Linked DNA regions of Homo sapiens: region 1 is linked to region 2. A link is an interaction called in ENCODE POLR2A ChIA-PET data of the cell type or tissue named here. Cell type or tissue: OCI-LY7. All regions are shown on one strand.

Evidence for each region. Peaks named below come from ENCODE experiments on the same cell type or tissue, not always from the same donor. Only the 100,000 strongest peaks of a DNase experiment are listed, where the experiment ranks them.
Region 1: POLR2A ChIA-PET joins it to region 2 with 5 read pairs; 2 of 35 experiments call an interaction of 5 or more read pairs at or near these places.

The regions. Positions count from the first base shown.
Region 1 is chr16:11,857,677-11,860,176 of GRCh38, forward strand. No RefSeq gene overlaps it. Among named protein-coding and RNA genes, the nearest start is that of RSL1D1, 7.4 kb to the left of the region's middle. In OCI-LY7, no CTCF peak of the experiment used is centred here; no DNase peak of the experiment used is centred here.
Region 2 is chr16:11,360,749-11,363,248 of GRCh38, forward strand. The region is part of intron 1 of LOC105371082 (a long non-coding RNA gene); the gene reads left to right. Among named protein-coding and RNA genes, the nearest start is that of RMI2, 17 kb to the left of the region's middle. RefSeq lists an enhancer at 1,589-1,648. In OCI-LY7, no CTCF peak of the experiment used is centred here; DNase peaks (open chromatin) are centred at 1,333 and 1,833; H3K4me3 peaks cover 1,251 bases.

The sequences.
Region 1 (2,500 bases), 500 kb after region 2:
GCAGGTTCTACTTTTCTTCATACCTTCCAATGTACTGTCACTTCTTCCTGGAACACTATCACCTTGTACCTCCATATCCCATCCCCACATATATTAACTCATCCTTCTAATTTCTGCTTCAGATTACTTCTGGAGAATTGTAGCTTAGATAATCCTGTCCTTTTACCCCAAAATATTTATAGTTTTCCTACTATAATTGGCTCTCCCCCATTTGACGATAAGCTTTGAGAGGGTAGAAGAGAGCCAGTTAATGGTAGGAAAACTACAAATGGTATCTTCACTATTTTTCCTTATTTATTTATTATAAGTGACATAAATAGTATTTCTTTAGAATGAATAATGCATTAGAATGGCCTGAGACAGGGCTTAAGGGGATGAACATAGGAAACTATTGTGGTATCAAGATCTGATGGTAGGGTGATAGTGAGGACAGGGTACTTATACTGCTTGACCTGAGCTTGGACATAGAAGGAGAGAAATGTAGATTACTCCCTAATTCTAAGAGCCTGAAAAGCTGGGCAAATGGGTGGTATTAATAGAACTGGGGAAGAAAGGAGGAGCAGCAGATTTAGAGGGAAAACATAAGATTCCTTTTCAGTAGAGTGCTGTACCACATAATGATGTTTCTTTCAACAACAGACCCACATACATGGTCACGTAAGATCATAATGGAGCTGAAAAATTCCTGTCACCTAGTGATGTCATAGCCATCATAATGTCAGCGCATTCCTCACGTTTGTGGTGATGCTGGTATAAACAAACCTGCACTGCCCCCAAGTATGGCAAATATAATTATGTACAGTACATAATTACTTGATAATAATAAACAACTATGTTACTGGTTTATGTATGTACTATACTGTATTTTTTTTTTTAGGGATGGGATCTTACTACATTGCCCAGGCTGTTCTTGAACTCCTGAGCTCAAGTGGTCCTCCTGCCTTAGCCTCCTGAAGTGTTGGGCATGAGATTACAGGGGTGAGCCACCATGCCCTGCTATACTGTACTTTTTTTTTTTTTTTTTTTTTTTTTTGAGACAGAGTCTCACTCTGTCACCCAAGGTGGAGTGCAGTGGCACAATCTCAGCTCACTGCAACTTCCACCTCCTGGGCTCAAGCGATTCTCCTGCCTCAGCCTCCCGAGTAGCTGGGATTACAGGCGTCTGCTGCCATACCCAGCTAATTTTTGTATTTTTAATAGAGATGGAGTTTCGCCATGTTGGCCAGGCTGGTCTTGAACTCCTGGCCTCAGGTGATCTGCCTGCCTCAGACTCCCGAGGTGCTGGGATTACAGGCGTGAGCCACCACACCCGGCCTATACTATACTTTTTATAGTTATTTTAGAGTGTATCCCTTCTACTTATAAAAAAAAAGTTAACTGTAAAACAGCCTCAGAGAGGTCCTTCAGGAGATATTCCAGAAGAAGGCATTGTTACCATAGGAGATGACAACTCCATGTGTCAGTGTCAGTGTCCTTGAACACCTTCTAATGGGACAGATAAGATGTGGAAGTAGAAGACAGTTGATATTGATGATCCTGACTCTGTGTAGTCATAGGCCTAGGTGTGTGTTTGTGTCTTCTTTTTATTTTATTTTATTTTATTTTATTTTAGCTTGCTTTCTCTCTCTCTCTCCGCCAACCCCCCCCCTCCCACCGCCCGCCTTCTTTCTTTCTTTTCTTTCTTTTTTAGTAGAGACAAGTTCTCGCTCTGTTGCCCAGGCTGGTCTCAAACTCCTGGGCTCAAGCGATCCTACCGCCTCGACCTCCCAAAGTGCTGGGATTACAGGTGTGAGCCACTGTGCCCAGCCTGTGTTTACTTTTTTTTTTTTTTTTTTTTTTTTTTTTTTGAGACAGAGTCTTGCTCTGTGGCCCAGGCTGGAGTGTAATGGAGCGATCTTGGCTCACTGCAACCTCCACCTCCCGGGTTCAAGCGATTCTCCTGCTTCAGCCTCCTGCGTAGCTGGGATTACAGGCACATGCTACCACGCCTGGCTAATTTTTGTATTTTTAGTGGAGACAGGGTTTCACTGTGTTAGCTGGGATGGTCTCAATCTCCTGACCTCGTGATCTGCCCACCTCCGCCTCTCAAAATGCTGGGATTACAGGCGTGAACTACTGCGCCCAGCCTTTCATTTTTAATAAAAACGCTTTAAAAGGGGCAGGTGCGGTGGCTCACACCTGTAATCCCAGCACTTTGGGAGGCTGAGGCGGGCAGATCACCTAAGGTCAGGAGTTCCGAGACCAGTCTGGCCAACATGATGAAACCCCATCTCTACTAAAAATACAAAACTTAGCCGGGAGTAGTGGCAGGTGCCTGTAATCCCAGCTACTGGGGAGGCTGAGGCAGGAGAATAGCTTGAACCCGGGAGGCGGAGGTTGCAGCAAGCCGAGATCACCCCATTGCACTCCAGCCTGGGTGACAGAGCGAGATTCCATCTAAAAAAAAAAAGTTTAAAAACGAAAAAAAGGCCGGGCATGGATCACGCCTGTAATCCCAGCA
Region 2 (2,500 bases):
ACTTGCTCCCAGAGCTGCCCTGCCCATTGGGAGAGCTCTTCTGTCTTCCTAGGTGGAAGAATCGTGTTTTCCCTGCCTTTACCACATTCTCCGCCTCTCTGGCTGGTGTCACGGTCCTTTAAGGAGAATGAGCGCATTGACTCCAGGATCTTGGTCTCCCCAGTTTGGCGGCTGGCCCCGACTTGGCATGAGAAATAAATGTCAGTGGGAAAAATCTTTTTAAAGATGTACGTATGTAGTAAAATGCATATCCAAACACAAATGTCGTTGCACGTGTTGATGTGTCTTCAGAAACCTGGGGTAGGGAAGTTTGGTAGGTGGAAGTTACTGTCCATCTCCTTTCTCATTGCATGGCGCATGGAAGATGAGATTTTGGCTTTAGCGTTTCGCTGTGAGTGTCCTGTTTATTTCATGGTCATGGGCCTTTAGTATCAAATTTACTTGAAAACCTTATGAAATTATACAGAAAGAAAGAATGAGGAATCTTGGGTAATGGGAAAGCAACCAGCCAGTTTTGCAAAAATTCCAACATGGGTGATTTTTAACTAATTGGAAAAACATGTCTCTTCTCAGTTGACTTAATCCTTTTTGCAGTGCTGGGGGCCATAAGCGTTCCCAGGAGGTTTAAGGAGCATAATCAGCCCCCAAGGTGGTCTGCACAGTGACAAAAAAGGACAAAGGGCTCTGCCTGCGTCTGAGGGTCCTGTAGTCATGGCCAGCTGTGTCTAGGGGAGCAAAGACCCTGTCTGTCATCAGCCTTCCTGGCTAAGGCAAGGGGATGAGTTTGAGATAGTAGAGTGTGGGCACTTGTTCTGGCTGGAAACTTAGCCTTCAAAACAAGATCCCAGAGGCAGAATTTGAGACCCAAACAGGAAAAGGAAATGCCCAATGTTGAAGCACTCAGAGCGGAGGGGTCCAGAGCCGTTTGATTATAAGCAGAGTGTTGGGTCCTTACACACTTTTACAAAGTTGTTTTCAGAGACACGGAAGTCGATGGTCCGCACTTTCTCTTCCTCATTGGAGTTCCCTGGAAAAGCGTGTTGCCAGGGACAGATGATCTGACGGGGCCACAGCCCCACCAGTGTCCTTAGGAGGGAAACCTGTCAGCAGAGGGACCTCAGCCCTGGCTGATCACATGGGCTATGCTAGGCCAGTATCTGCAGAAACCAACAGCCTGCCCTTAAAGCTCCTAAGTTGGAGAGACCTGCTCGGTCACGATCCTGGCTTTGCTAGCCACACTCAGTCCCCGGGTTCATCTCTCGGGGCCAATGCGATGTTGTTTGTGAGATGGAGAGAATGGCATTGCCCCTACCCCCACCAGGGTGGCTTCAGGATGAAATTCAACACGGGAAGCAGCCTCCCCCCACCCCCATGGACCGAGAGGTGATACTATTAGAGTTATATGGGTTTGTGGTTTCCCCTTACTGTCTCCACTTCCTTCCTGAAACCCTGAAAGAGGCTTCGCAGGAAAGGAAGGGTCTTTCAGATGCCTGAGTGCAGCTGGGAATGGCTGTCCCCAGTTAGCCAGGCTGGTTGGAGCCTAGGGTGAGTTGGCTGGGTTGTGGGTTTGAACCACCAGAATCACTGAGGCACAGCTGGCCCACTGCCGAGTGCTGCCAGCCATCCTGCAAACGCCACCATTGCTCATCCCTGGGAGATGCTCCAGCATTGACCAAAAGGGTTGCCGGGTCTTGTCCTGCTCAGGACAGGCCACTCTAGAGTGATCTATAGTCATACTGTAAGGATAGATCTGGGTCCTGTGCCTCCCACGGACCCTGAGCACAGAATACACATGACAGGGCCCCAGCACACGGGCGGCGGCCCCTCTTGTTAGTATTAATTATGCACTTATGTGAAATGCACCTGCTCTTGAAGAAGGGGACAGCCAATGATTAAAACAGTTGAGGGCAGGTCACCAGGCTGTTGCAGGCTCCATTAAGAAATGGCTCTGAGAGGGTTACTTTAGAGCAAGGGAAGGGTCTTCTGTTGCAGGGGCTCTGTGCCTGGCCAGCACCACCTCCCCCGCCTTTTTTTTTTTTTTTTTTTTTTGAGATGGAGTCTCGTTCTGTTGCCCAGGCTGGAGTGCAGTGGCGCAGTCTCGGCTCACTGCAACCTCTGCCTCCCAGGTTCAAGCGATTCTCCTGCCTCAGCCTCCCAAGTAGCTGGGACCACAGGCGTGTGCCACCATTCCTGGCTAACTTCTTGTATTTTTAGTGGAGACGAGGTTTCACTGTGTTAGCCAGGATGATCTCAATCTCTTGACCTCGTGATCCACCCACCTTGGCCTCCCAAAATGCTGGGATTACAGGCGTGAGCCACTGCGCCCGGCCAGCCAGTCCCTTATTTTATGGAAACCCCAGCCTATTCCAGCCACCCAAGAACCTTCGTTAAGTGGCTCTGAAGTGGGAATGGCTACTTAATTTGCAGGGATCAGCACAAAATGAAAATCAATAATTTTCAGAAATTAAGATTCAAGATGGTAATAGAGCATTCGAGTGAG